Linked DNA regions of Homo sapiens: regions 2 and 3 are each linked to region 1. Evidence: read pairs that join two places in POLR2A ChIA-PET (ENCODE). Cell type or tissue: GM12878. All regions are shown on one strand.

Evidence for each region. Peaks named below come from ENCODE experiments on the same cell type or tissue, not always from the same donor. Only the 100,000 strongest peaks of a DNase experiment are listed, where the experiment ranks them.
Region 2: POLR2A ChIA-PET joins it to region 1 with 5 read pairs; 3 of 35 experiments call an interaction of 5 or more read pairs at or near these places.
Region 3: POLR2A ChIA-PET joins it to region 1 with 5 read pairs; 6 of 35 experiments call an interaction of 5 or more read pairs at or near these places.

The regions. Positions count from the first base shown.
Region 1 is chr5:143,230,658-143,235,657 of GRCh38, reverse strand. No RefSeq gene overlaps it. Among named protein-coding and RNA genes, the nearest start is that of ARHGAP26-IT1, 41 kb to the right of the region's middle. In GM12878, no CTCF peak of the experiment used is centred here; no DNase peak of the experiment used is centred here; H3K27ac peaks cover 1,875 bases.
Region 2 is chr5:142,972,883-142,977,882 of GRCh38, reverse strand. All of the region lies in intron 11 of ARHGAP26 (Rho GTPase activating protein 26), which reads right to left. It overlaps LOC107986457 (a long non-coding RNA gene), which reads right to left. Exons shown (of 2, transcript XR_001742909.3): 2 at 1-5,000. Among named protein-coding and RNA genes, the nearest start is that of ARHGAP26-AS1, 110 kb to the right of the region's middle. In GM12878, no CTCF peak of the experiment used is centred here; a DNase peak (open chromatin) is centred at 82; H3K27ac peaks cover 436 bases.
Region 3 is chr5:143,348,316-143,353,315 of GRCh38, reverse strand. All of the region lies in intron 2 of NR3C1 (nuclear receptor subfamily 3 group C member 1), which reads left to right. Among named protein-coding and RNA genes, the nearest start is that of NR3C1, 53 kb to the left of the region's middle. RefSeq lists enhancers at 429-498, 2,271-2,330, 2,401-2,500, 3,785-3,844. In GM12878, no CTCF peak of the experiment used is centred here; no DNase peak of the experiment used is centred here; H3K4me3 peaks cover 791 bases; H3K27ac peaks cover 2,200 bases.

The sequences.
Region 1 (5,000 bases):
TGATCTGGGCATGATTTATTGCCATTCTTTATTACAACTGACTGAGGGGTCCTTTGTAAGAACTCCAGGGTGAAATGTCTCAACACTGATGCACCCCTGGGATGGGCCAAATCATCAAGTGACGACTTGAATCAACTGTGGTTGGGAAAGTATTTGCAGAGGCCTCTGTATGACACAATTCCTCCCTATTCTTATGAGATCCAGTCATGGCTTTTCCTGGCCCAGAATGGAGAACGAGAGTCAGTATTTTAAAAATAAGCTTTGCTTCCAGAGTGGAGGAAGGCATAAAGTCTTTTCTTTCTGTTTTTCTTAATTTTTTTTTAGACTGTCTCACTTTGTAGCTTAGCTGGAGTGCAATGACATGATCACGGCTCACTGTATCCTCGACTTCCTGGGCTCAAGGGATACTCCTGCCTCAGCTTCTCAAGAAGCTGGGACTACAGGCATGTGCCACTGTGCTCGGCTAATTTTTACATTTTTTTGCAGAGATGGAGGTCTCACCATCTTGCCCAGGCTGGTCTCAAACACTTAAGCTCAAGCAGTACTCCCACCTCAGCCTCCCAAAGTGTTGGGATTACAGGCATGAGCCACAGCACCTGGCCTAGATTTTTCTTTTAGTGAAATCATTCCAGGATTGATCAAAGTGGGACACTGTTTGTCCATTTTATATTGTAATGAATATTTCACATCTTCTGCTTGCTATCTGAAACAACTTTTCTGAGAGGTACCCTATTAAAATCTCAGTAAATAGTCAACATAAAGTATAGGAGCCTTTATACTGGGCCTCTAAACGAAGACAAGTGGCAGACAGTGTTCATGCTGAGGAGACATCGAGGCTGGGGGAAAGAGCACTTACTATTCTTTCCCGATAGGATGAATTCCTCTGCTGTGTCCTGTATACCATTCCCCAGGACAAAGCCCTGGCACTGGGGACTTAACTAGGCCCTGTGCCCATTCCTGAATCAATCAATCACTTTGGCTGGGTAGATGTGATGATCTCATAGGCCAGAGCAGGGTCACAGGTTCACGGTTGGATCACGGGTTGATGCCAGCTCACCCAAACCCATGGAACCCAAGGTGAGGGGAGAGGCAGGGTGGCTCCCCAAAGGAAAACAGAGGTGCTGTTACCAGAAAGATGGGTACTGGATGCCAAGCAGACAAAACAAAAGATATTCCCTTGGGGTGAAAGAAGTGAAGGACGTTTGGGGAGTGGAGCTTCTGAGATCGTTCCCAGAGTGAGAATAGTACGGGAATTAAGAGCGTCAAGAGTATGGGAGTTAAGCGTTAAGCTCTAGTGTCAGCCCACTGGGGTTGATTCTCTGCTCTGTTATTTATTAACTCTGTGACTTTGAACAAGTTGCCCAATCTAATGTTTGGCTTCTTCATCTACAAAATAGGGTAACAACAGCACCTATTTCATGAGCTGATTTGAGAATTAAATGAGACTAATGTAGAGCAATTAGTACAATGCCCATAACATGGAAGTGCTCCATCAATGAGACAGACTTCATCACTGGCCTCTTAACATGCAACAGTTTAGCCCCCTTCAGGGAGTGTAGGAGACTTGAGTGAGAGTCTTGCTCAGTAAGCCCACCTTAGTTGACTCCCACTATTCCTGTGCCCTACAGATACTCACCCATCATCTGCTTTGAGTCTTCGTGCTCTCTCTGCTAGCTCTGACTTCTTTAAATCTCATTAGGCTCAAGAGGGGGTTCAAATGCCATGAAAATGATCTATTTTTAAGCATTAGAAGATCGGGTTAGAAACACACTGGTTCTCCCAGAAGAAGACACACGCTCATGGGATTTCCCTGGCAATCCCATAGAGCCTGAAGGTCTGTTGTCGGCAGCTGGATCGGGGTGGAGAAAGGAGCCATTTTCACATCGTTAAGTTTTTTTTTTTTTTTTTTTTTTTTTTGAGATGGAGTCTGGGTCTGTTGCCCAGGCTGGAGCGCAGTGGCGCAATCTCGGCTCACTGCAAGCTCTGCCTCCTGGGTTCACACCATTCTCCGGCCTCAGCCTCCCAAGTAGCTGGGACTATAGGCACCTGCCACCACGCCCGGCTAATTCTTTGTATTTTTAGTAGAGACGGGGTTTCACCATGTTAGTCAGGATGGTCTCCATCTCCTGACCTCGTGATCCGCCCGCCTCAGCCTCCCAAAGTGCTGGGATTACAGTCGTGAGCCACCGTGTCCGGCCTCACATTGTTAAATTTTTTAAAAATTTCACATTACATATTTCCAGCCAGCAAAGCACGGCTGGGCCCTCTGTGGGGGCTGCCTCCATGCCACATCCCCAAAGATGAAGTGACTGGCCAACACTTGCAGCTGGAGTCCCCGGGGCTGCCCAGGGAATGAGGAGTATCTGCACAGAGCTCAAGAAATGGGGAACTATTCACCCAAGATGAGTAAGCAGAGGGCTCCTAGAAGGAAAGAAAATTTTTAATCCAAACATTTCCTGCTCTTATTCCTGCCACTGGAAAACCAAAGCTGAGTGTGTGCCAGAGATTGTGCTTTCTGAAGGGCTCACTGCTGAGAAGGGCAAAATGAGGTTGTCAACATGGGTTCTGCAAAGGGAGGAGGCTGATGTGGGGGATGGAAGAACCAAATCAAAACCAGAAGGAAAAACTGCCACGAAATTTTAAAGTGATCACGTGTGATGTGATTATGCATTTATGTAAAATTATGTGTGTGTATCTATAAATAAATTTGGAAGTTTTAAAAGGTCATATGGTCCCAGCACATTGGGAGGCTGAGGCAGGCAGATTGCCTGAGGTCAGGAGTTCGAGACCAGCCTGGCCAACATGGTGAAACACTGTCTCTACTGAAAATAAATAAATAAATAAATAAATAAAATACAAAAATTAGCTGGGCATGGTGGCTTGCACCTGTAATGCCAACTACTCAGGAGGCTGAGGCAGGAGAATTGCTGGAATCGAGGAGGTGGAGGCTGCAGTGAGCTGGAATCACACCACTGCACTCTAGCCTGGGCAACAGACTGAGACTCCATCTCCAAAAAAAAAAAAAAAGTCATATGGGCTGTAGAAGCAGAGAGACCTGTGTTTGAACTTTAGGTTCACCGCCACCTGGCTTGTGTGACCTCCCTGATCCTCAGTTTTCTCATCTATAATTATAGATGATTATAGAACTTCATTCAAATGTCTTGGGGATTCAGTGATTAATATAGTACAGCGTTAGGTACCTAGTTAAATGTTAGCTAATATTGTCAGTCATTGAGAGAAAACAGAGCCTAAAGGCTAACAGGCGGGGTGGGTAAGGGTGACTAGAGTTTTCAATTCTCCAGAAAGCCCTGACTCCTCATGTTTCAGTCACATTGAAATCATACCTAACCACCCAGCCACCTCTCTCTCTCTGCTCTTTCTCCCCACTCCCACCTTCCCCATTTCTCTCTCTCCCCCCTTCATTCTTGATCCTTGCTGTCCTTCTGCTTGGGACATGTCTCCATTTGCCTAAGTGGGAAACTCTTCTCTATCTTTCAAGGTCCATCTTGAATGCCACCTCTTCCGTGAAACTTTCTCTGGTTCCTATTTCCCAGTAGGAAGGATGCCTCTTCCTCATCGCACTGCACTACCTGCCACACACTGCTAGTATGGTCATACCACATGGCAAACGCTGTTCCTTGTATATTTCCCTATGGCAGAAGCCAATTTTGAGTTCCCTGAAGACAGAGATCATGTCTTACACTTCCTGGTTGTAGCAGCTCCGGCATGGAAGAGGTGGTCAATAACTGATGGCTGAATGGAAACATAAAAAATCGAGGGTGATTGCTCTCAATGGGCCATGGCCAGTTACTCCCCACTGTAAGGAAAAACAGAACGGAAATGGACTTAAGCTGCCACATGGGAAACTTCAGTCAGACCCAAAGAATTCCCTCAGTGAGAGTGTTAGATATCAGACCAAACTCCTGTGGGACAGTGTGGAATTTCCGTGAAGGGACTTTACAAAGGAATACTTCTTTTATGTTTGGGGGTGATTCTGATGTGGTTTTGCTTGAAGGCAGGCCCTTTTCACATAAGGTTCATGAAACAACCCCTAAGTAACCCAGATGACAGCACAGGGTCTCGGGCTCTTGGTCAGCTGCTTCTCCAGATGGTTTCTTGTGCCCAGCACCAGCCAAGGAGGCTGGGAAAGAATGTGGCTGTGTGTGCCTGAGTGGAGGGTGGGAGGTCTTCCTCCCACAAGCTCCAATCCCAGTATGTGAGCAAATGGTGCGTTTTGCCAAGGGTCACAAAGTTACCCTGTGTTCAAGTACCCAAGTGTAATAACATGCAATTTCTTTCTTCCAACTATAACTGTAGAGTAAAACAGGGAGGAGGAACTGCCTTCTAGTGCAGTGCTTTCCCCACTTTTTTTCCCCTTGGTCAGCCCACCCAGGGGCTATGAGCACCTGCTGCATGCCAGCCCTGGGCTGGGTACTGGGCAGAGATGAACAAGACCTGGTCTCTGTCCTAACTGAGCTGTTTATTAAGAGCAAGATGGGCCTCAAACATTTGATGACAAATCATGAATTAATTATAGGTAGAAAGTACATGAGGGAGAAAAATGGTGTGATAGGAGAAAAGGTGTAACAGAAAGATGGCCATCCTCTACGGCCATAATTTCAACTTGCTCATCACAGGTGAGGCAAGCATGACTACTCCTTTTCTTTGTCACGAAGATTCAGAAAAGGTAGAAAAACAGTTAATAATTCTTTCCAATAATCTACCCCCACCCACAAATCCCAAAAGGACATCCAGCCACAGTGTCAGAACAAATATTTCAAGTTTACGGTGGGCACAAGACCTGGAGGGTAAGATGTGATTTGGCACCTAAAGAAAGAACCCATGGACTCACGTTTTTACTAATTTGCTGGTTGGCCTGGGGAAGGCATCAAAGCTACCTGGCTTTCAGCTAATAGGAAGTTGCAGCAGGCTTCATGGAGCCAATGACGTAAGAGACGTGACAGATTTACAGTGCGACAGGAGTTGCTAAGTGCTGTGGG
Region 2 (5,000 bases), 260 kb after region 1:
AGTAGTGGTACGAACAGAGAAACACAAGATACCAGAGCTCGCTGAACTGTGCTGACAACTTACACCCTGGCGCATCTCTGACTCACTGACTTCCTCCGTGAATTTTTGTGGTCAAGGCAGGATAACAGATCTGTCTTTGGGGAGGCAGTGTGAAATGTTTTTGCTTCCTCTCCCTACCACCTTCCATCTTCTTTCTTAACCAGGAGATGGCTAGCAACTTCTAGAGACAGCTGCTTTGGAAGAAGCTGAGCACACAAAGGTTGCCTCCTCACCCAGGAAACTGCTGAGTTCAACGCAAAGACTGGAGGCAAATGTCCAAAGATCCGTATCCAGCAGGGGGAAAAAAACACCTGGCTGACCTGTGGCAGCCCCAGGACCAACAAAAATCTGTCAACAACCATCTACGTGCTTTTAAAGCAAATCAAGATTTCAAAACAGGATTCTTCCACTGTTGTTTTTTTTTTAATAAGGTTAATTGATGGCCCTCTGTGTGCCAATAAAAGAATGTGGAATATCTGTTTGAAGTTCTCTTTATTGGCCCAGCAATGCCACAAATTGTGAAATAAAAGGAACCATAATCTCAAGGAAGAACCGCGGGTTGAGGTGTTACTTTTATATAATTTTCTTTACCCACACCATCAATAGCCCCTCTGAAACTTGTCTTGTATGAGCCCTTGCAATTGCTCATTATGAGGAACATCTGTTCTTTCTGCCAGCCCAGAATCCATCCCCACTTTCTAACTAAAACTTCTCAATTTTCCTTTAGTGTACTCCTTCCCTCAGCTCTGTCTGTGTGGTTGGGCGGAGCTAACCCCAGGGCTAGCATATGACTCAGGAGTGGCCTCAGTCACAGTGACCACTTTAGGGATGAATACAGAACCTGGCCCAGGCCAATGAAAGAGCCTGCCCTGGGACTTTTGCTGGAACTATTACCACAGAGGTGTACTCTTGCGTGCAAATGGGTAGGGTACAGACCAGGAGCTTCTCCTGGTCTCCAAGGGCCTATCTTTGACACGATGAGGAGAACCTACCTGAGGATGATGGCAAACACAGAAAAGTTTGAACCAGCAGGTTCAAAATCTAAATTCTCTAGTTCACATACTATTTAAGTTGATATGCTCGCTTTTAAGAGTTGAAATTCCACCTACAGGGAACCAGATGTCTCTACAGAACTGTCTTTCCAATCTAGTTTAGTAAAGTCTCAATTTGTATTTTTGGCATGTAAAAAAATATCTTTTCCCAACAGGATATCTTATGAACGTTGCATTTTTCAATACACAGTCTTACTTAGGTGCGCTTTTATTCATTGAATTTATATTGGATGGATACATCTATTATGTATGGATGTTAAAGACTCCATTGAGACTATACAAAAATGTAGTAATAATGATTGGGTCAAATGTCCTAGCATTTCAGAGGCCTTGCTCTTGGGCTACTTTCAGGGTTAGCAAAAGGGCCAAATAGGGATCAAGAGATCTGTCCTTCCTTTAGCCGATAACCCCTGTCCCTCAGAAGCAGTAGATCCTCTACACAGGCTGCTAGCATGACATTAGTTCACTTATTCACTTCATAAACTTAATTTCCTTTAGAGAGGTGCTTTCTAAATGGTTTCATACTCCTATTTCAAACAGATTATTTCAAATGCTTTAAAGGAGTACTTTATGGAAGCATCACCATGTATTAAAAATCTGCAGAATCCTTCATGGGAAAGAGCTTCCAATGAAGTGAAATAGAATATGATGATACCATATCTTTACTTGGGTGTTAGGTTCTACAGCTAACATTTAAGGCAAAATCCAGATAGAGTGAGAATTTCTCGTGAAAAGCCCTTAAGCCGGGCATATGGCATAATATACTTTGCTTTGTTTAAACTGTACTGTACTGCCTGTCACTAAGTTCCACGGAGAGTTTTTCCTCCATACGGTGGTTTATTCAGCTGAGCACCAGACAAAGCAGTTACTGGTGTTCAGAGGCCACATTATATTCTTGTTATTTGCAGAATGCTTATAGTTGAATTCATGTAAGATAAATACATGTATGGTACACCTCAACCAATTTTATTATGTTTTCTTAATACTCTCCAGGCAACCCAGGACACAAAGACTGGAGCTACTTTTATCCTATAAAATCCTTTATTAAGTAATCTCAGGGACGCTGGGTAATAAAGTATACACAAGTATACACACTGCAATCTTAGGTACTGGGAATGATGAAGTTTACTGACTGTCGATTGGGAGATGATACACACAAGAAACATCTAAAGAACAAAGCTAAGACTAAACTTTCAGGGATCATCTTTATAGTTTGCTAAATGATCAAAGCTAAGTTGAATTAAAACTATTTATTAAGTAGCTAACTATGTGTAAGAAACAATAACCACATTCAGGTCATTTAATCTGATGGTTTTAAAACTATTAGTACAGAATATCTTTTATCAAAAATAGACAGACAGATAAAAATTGAATGTGAAACCCCAGTACACCAGCAAGATGAAAGCAGGGCAGCTCTGGAAGAAGCTGGGAGAAAGGTTTCTTTCACCTCAGCAACTGTAGAGTCCCAAAGATTCTTGAAACATAATTTGAAAATCACTACTGTAGACGCAGTTCTCTAGTCCTACCCCTTTTATATTAAAGCTGCAGAACCACAGGCCTAGGAGGGGTGAGCAGCTTTTCCAAGTCCATGCCGTTTAGCAGCACAAGGGAAGCAGATGCTACATCTCCTTGCTCAGTCTACCATCATTTCCATTACAAACCTGCCTCCCCTCCTCGACCACCCCATGTGTAAGACAGAATCTTTCAGAACTGTAGGGGAGGGCCAATGGAGATTTGAAACGATTGAAGTTGGATGTACCACGTCAGACAAGACTTCTGGGAAGAGGGAGGTTTGGTGCTAGATCTTACAGGAAAAGCAAGGCAGGATTAATGGAAAAAGCCATTTCCCACTCTTCAGGTGGAATGAAAAGTATGAGAAGGGAGGTATGGATGTGGAACAAGGGAGGCTAGCAAAATGGAATGGAAGGTCTTGAAAATAACACGGCCTGAGGGACAGAGGGCGAAAGGAACAAAAGGGGAAACTATTCACAATGCTAAATAGTTGAGGAGGAAAAAATCTTTCCAAAAATGTATCACTTTCTAGAAGCTCAGCTTGCCAAATACTTTCAGTATTACTGATGTGAAGACAAGCGAGGATGGAAGGAAAAGCTCAGGCGGGAGCGGAGCCCTGCAGTCAGAAGGCTTGAATGTGGAGGAGGCTCTGCTTCCTCATCCACCCATGATGGGAGCCATGAGAACCACAAACACTTTACATGAGTTAATGTTCAGAAAAAACACGTTGTAAACATTTCATCAGTTTGTAGAGTTACTGCCTCTTAAAATAAAACATTAAGCAATATTTGTATATGAATTCATCTATTCCCATGAAAAGCCCATGTAAAGAGGGCCATTGCCTGTAATTTTCCAACATTTCCAAACATTCGCGCTCCATATTAGGAGCCTGTAGGCATCATCCTGCCAGGGTTTAGCTGTCAGAACAATAATACACCATCGAGAACCAGAGCCCTTCCTGCCTGATGGTTGCTTGTATCATTTCAGCCATCGTAACCAGGTAGGTCGAGAAAAGTTTCACTGGCTATTTGGGTTGGAGACATTGAATTATTCAGATATTTAAAAAAAAAAAAACTGAAATACAAACATAAAAGGGATAAATGGAACAGGATAGCAACGGAATGACCAAAGTCAGATGCACACTAAACTATAGCAGAAGCAAGCAGGATATGAAGCAATAAAGCACTAGATATAAAATTTAAAGGAACTGATCAAATAGACACTAAGAAAATAAACAGACTCTAAAAACATGCTGTAAAAATACAGAAGGCAAAAGCTAAAAATGTTAGGGCACTGCCCAGTCTAAAATAATCTTCAAAATGTATGTGGGAAAAGGGAGGAAAATGGTTAGAAACCAGCAACAAACACAAAAAGGCAGAGGAAGATCAAGGAAGCCAACCTGATGTCCTCTGCTAGCGCCCTCCCACCCACCTCCCCCTAAACCAACGGAGAGTCTTTTTCTGGTTGTGTTGCTGACCTACTTTTAAACATCTATGAAATAAATAACTATAGTTTCATAAAGCCTGGGAGGAGGGAGAGAAAAGAAATGTCCTGGGTCTTAAGGTATGTAACAGACCTAGCTACTAAAACCACACCCATGGATTTATTTTAATTAAGGAACTTAACTGGGTTTTATTACTGAAATTTCTCTTTCATTCATAACCAATAAGTGTTACTTTTAGGACTGTTATTTTAAAAATAAAACTAACACTTGTGCATGGAGTAAAATCAAACTATACAGAAAAGTTTAAAAATGGAAGGTTAAAATTCTCTATTCTCGCTCCCCGAACATTTCAACGATTTTTGAGTATCATCTCTAGAAATTATTTATATACAAGGAAGAGCATGTGCACAGACTTCATAAACATCCTTTTATTTACTCAAATGAGATCACATTATTCAAGAAGTTTTGGATGTCGCTACTGTCACAGTGCTTTTCTTAAAAGGACACACAGACCTGCATCACATAGAAAATACTGCACAGGACTCCACGGTATGGATACACATAATGGAAATTGTCAGTCCCATACTAGTAAGCTATTTTGAGCAATGCCTTTTTAACGATCTCTTCTATCTATCTTAGCTTTTCCACCAATGCTGCAACAAACACCCTTACCTGTAGTTCTGGCATTTGTTCTAGCCCACTCTGAGCTGTCAGGGTCCATTTTCATCCTGCAGTTAACTCTCAGTCAACTGGACTAGGGGGAATTACCAATCTAAAACAACCCCAAATCAATCCTTATTAACAATTAAAATTTAATAAAATATGGTATAAAATGAAATAAAAATTTGTTTAGAGAAACTTATTTCCAATACACAGAAATATTTACCATTTTAAAAACATCACAGAAAAAAATTAAAATAATAACAATATTGCATGATCTCAATTATATGTAA
Region 3 (5,000 bases), 120 kb before region 1:
AAGAAGTTGATTCCAACAGTTATAGATGAATTTGAGGGGTTCAACACTTCAGTTTAGGAAGTCACTGCAGATGTGGTAGAAACAGCAAGAGAACTAGAATTAGAAGTGGAGCCCGAAAATGTGACGGAATTGCTGCAATCTCATGAGAAAACGTGAATGGATGAGGAGTTGCTTCTTATGGACAAATGAGCAAATAAATTTTTTTCTTGAGATGGAATCTACTCCTGGTGAAGATTCTGTGAACCTTGTTGAAATAACAACAAAGGATTTAGAGTATTACATAAACTTAATTGGTAAAGCAGCAGCATGGTTTGAGTGGATTCATTCCAGTTTTGAAAGAGTTTCTACTGTGGGTAAAATGCTATCAAACAGCATCTCGTGCTACAAAGAAATCTTTTATGAAAAGAAAAGTGAAACTTCATTGTTGTCTACTTTAAGAAATTGCCACAGCCACCCCACCTTCAGCAACCACCTCTCTGATCAGTCAGCAGGCATCAACACTGAAGCAAGACCCTCCACAAGGAAAAAGATTACAACTCACTGAAAGTTCAAATGATTGTTAGCATTTTTAAGCAATATTTTAAGATTAAGGTAAATACATTTTTAAAGACACAATGCTATTGCACACTTAATAGACTACAGTATAGTATAAATATAACTTTTATATGTAGTGGGAAACCAAAAAATTCGTCTGACTTGCTTTGTTGCAATATTCACTTTATTGTGGTCTAGAACCGAACCTGAAATATCTCAGAGGTATGCCTGTATTAATATTATTTTGCAAGTAAAAAACCCAGCATATAAAAAAAACGTAGAATATGTTGAGAGTTCAGTAATATGGATGAAAATGTTTTTCTCTAACTGAAGAACATGATAAATTATAATTAGGGAAGGATATAAACCAAGAAAATATGTCTGAGATAGCCAATTCTTGCAGTTCATAATATGAAAACTCATTATACCAATCTCAGTAAGAATACTTTTAATAGCTGTTATTTCTTTGGGATATAGAATTTATAAAGTACACAGTAATCTTCTTATGATCAATCCTAGGATCACTTTACAACCACTTACCCCATATTACAATGTAGTACCAAGACAAGCAGACCAAATTATAGAAGGACAAAGTTTTTGCTAAGCATATTTTGTCATCAGCATACCGCATTGTGTGTGCATGCATGTGTGTGTTTGTGCATGTGTGTGATTGTATAAAATATTAGAAAGCCACCCCAGAAAAGTTAAATGACTAGGAATGTTGTGAAGGGATTAAGCTACCCCTAAAATTATATAACAAAACTCTCTTCATCTATTATTAGGTCATCTTTAGAACATCTTCTCTTAAATTTGTTATAGGTCTCTCTCATCTGTTTGGATTAAAATTGGTCTGAAAGCCTAAAATGGCTTTTTACCTATATAATTATTTCCCAACTAGCTTGTAGTATAGGTGCAAAGCTATCACACTTGCTAGGTTAGTGAAGTATGTAAAAACTACCATCTTTCAATTAGGAACCATCGGATAGCTTCTACAGGATTGCTGGGGAGAACCTTTATAAAGAAAGTTATATCTTTATAAATTTTTTGTCATTTTACTTAGCTGAGAATATAAAATAAGTTAGCTAATAATAGAGTAGAAATGTTTTCTGTAACAGATTAATATTGATCAAATGTGTTATTAAATGCTAAAACACCATTTTTTTTCTCTGTAAGCCATGTGTTTCATGCCACAACACAAAAGGGACAATTGTCTGTGTTTTATGACAGTTCTGTTCTGTCAGATGCTGTTTGTTCATTTTGGTGAATAAATGAAGAGAGCCCTGGACACATCTTTTTTTCCTCAACAAAAGAGGAAAATTATTCTTGTCTGTATGTCTATAATCCTGACTCTTTGAATGGCTTTAATTTTTTTAAAGTCAGCATTTTTTTATAAAGATAGGTGTTTGGAATGTGGGCGATATGGCTGGACAGTTAGATTGGGACCAAATAATGGAAGGCTTTGAACATCATGCTAAGAGGTTTGGGTTTTACTCTGAAGGCAGTAGAGAACCATTATGTTTTTAAGCCAGGATTGACTTGTTCTAAGCTGTACCTTAGAAATATTACTCTGGCAGTTGTACATAGGATGAGCTGTATGTTGCTTTGTTTTGTTTGGGGAGACAGTTCTCGAAGAGAGACTACATACGAAGGCAGTTATATGAGTCATTACTAAAGGTCTGGCAAGAAGTAGTAAAAGCATTAACTGGAGTGGTAGCAGTAGGGAAGGAAATAAAAGGATAGATGTGGGAGTCATTTGGAAAGTATGAGGCAATTCATTGACCTTACAGAATCACTGGTTTTCTGCTTCCACTCCATTCACATTGACCTTTCCAAGGTTATCAGTGACCTGCTTGTCCTTAAATTCAGTGGGCACTTTCCAGTAACCTACTGTTGGCACCAGCCCTGTGCTAGACACCAGGATCCTGTTTGTAAAGGCATCTGCCAGTGGTTTCTGTGACACAATTCTGTTTCTAGTTTTCCTCCTTCTACTTCTCTAGCCTCTTGGCAAGTTCTTCTTTCAGAGTTTCTCAGAGCTTTGTGCTAGGCCCTCTTCTCATTTTCTCCTTCTCTAAGTGATCCCATCCTTTTCTGTTGCTTCAGTTACCATTTGTCCTTATGCAAAGGACAGCCATATCTACTGTATCTCCAGCTCAGATGTATCTCTTTGCCTCCTGACCCATATTTCCAACTATCTAACTGGGTATCTTTTCTTGGATGAGTTATAGGTCTCTCAAACACAACATGTCCAGAATAATTCATTGACTTATTCTAAGGCCTGCTTCCTCTTTCTCCTGTAGTCCCTATCTCAGGAAATATATGGTGCTATCAACCCCAAAGCAGAAATCTGGACATAATCCCTAACTACCCTTTTCCCCTCTCTGTGCACATAATTTCAGTCATTAGGCCTCATAGATTGGACTAAATAAATACCTCGCAAACCCTTCTACTTATATTCTTAACTGCTCCTACCTTAAGCCAGGCTACCATAATTTTGTAGCTGGATGACTGCATCATCATCTTGACTGGCTCCCTTGTCATCTTCAATCTATATTCTATACTGCAGCTAGAGCTTTCAAACATAAACATGTGATCAGATTAGTCCCCTCTTTAGAACACCCTAGGGTTCTCACTGTCCTGAGTACAGTCTAAGGGTTTACCATGGCTTACAGGGTCTTTTATGATTTGGTGAGCTTTTTATTGTATAACCTTTCTAAACTGCCTTTACTTCCCTCTTTCTTGGCTCTGTGTCTTTGCATAATGCTGTTCCCTATACTTCACCTCACGTCTAACCTTCATCTCCTTTTCACTTCTCCTCTTCCTCCAAAATCCAGCTGAATATCACATTGTCATGCAGGCCCATTCTTGATCTCCCACGTTTGGGTTAGATATCCCTCTTCAGTACCATCACCGCACCAGGTGTGTCCCCTATCCTAGCATTTGCCTCATTGTATTACAACTACTGTGTACTCGTCTCTACAGCTCCTGCTAGTCTAAAAGTTTTGGGAGAGCAAAGGTTCATGTTTGTGTTTTTCACTGTGGTATACCCCAGTGCCTAGTATATGATAAGCTCTCAAAATATTTGTTAGATGTATGAAGAAATGAGAAAGAGAACAGGAAGAGGGTAAGTTTCAAGACTAGGAAACAAGGCTATGAAAGCTGCAGGAAAGCAGCAGGTTAAAACCTAGAAGAAGAGTTTGTTTTAGGAAATACTGTGTTTTAAACCACTATAACTGAAGCAAAAACCCAAGGCCTGGGTGTGGATAGAGTCCACTATCTGATAACAGTGGATACTGATGCATGGCAGAGTTGGAGAGGAAGAGAGCCAGATTCCAAAACAGAAGGGGTAAAGTCTTCTAAGAAGATAGATTATAGTAAGAAGGATTAGGGGATAGAAATATGAGCCTGTTCCACTCATAGATCTCAAACATGAAATGATGAGTCATCATGAAGAGAGTAGGCAATTGTCCAGTGAAGAAGGGGATGCTAACCCTTCTTAACCTTGAATCTCTCAGGTAGAAGCAGTTAGAGAAGGAACAGCCATCATCAGATAGTGTTGTAAGGAAAATGATATCCTTGGGGAAACCTGCATTTTGGTAAAGCAAAGCAACTAAGAAAGAATATACTACCACTGTTTAACAATCGCCACAAAAAGACAGTAGGATCATCTTTGACCCCCCTCATCCTTTCTCAGGAACTTGGAGGACTAAGAAGAGAGAAATCTGTAGAAGAGGCTTCTCTCTCTGATCCTCCCTCCACTTCAGTTTTACCACATGTAATGCAACAATAATTAAGAATTTGTGTAAAATTTCACCAGGTTGGCATGCATGGAGAGAAAAATTATTCAGATGTTTTCCTTTGTCAATAATACAAGGAGCATTTGTAGGGAAAAATATTTACAAATACAGTAAGACCTATTCTCTTTCTATATTTATGGGAAAATTTTAAGTTGTGCCCTTGTTTCATGTGTGTTTCTATTTAAAGATACCATACTTAATATATATTGTTGATTCATTAACATTGAACTCATGGCTAACAGCACTATAAATCATGTCTGATCAAAACTTATGATACATGTACTTTCTTCGTAAGGTACATCATAGTCTTCTCGTACATGGGAACTCTAGGTAGTACTTCAGGACTATGCATAGAGGCCATTTTAAACAGCAAAATTCCCAACAAAAAGCACAAAACTCAAAAAATGTGCCACTAAATTTACCATGAAAAGGACACTTGTTTACAGTTTGAGAGCTAAAACAAGAAGGTGGCGTGTCACTTCGTTTGACTTCAGCTGGGAACATGCATATCAGTCGACTCAAATTTTTTGCTATTCTGTGCTTATCCACGAATCGATAGGAAAGCAAGTGTGGATTTGGGGGTTACAAATAAAATGTAGCAAATGTGTAAACTTGCAGATGTGGAATCTACAAGTAGTTAGAATCAACTATGTTAGTCTGATCATTAAATCA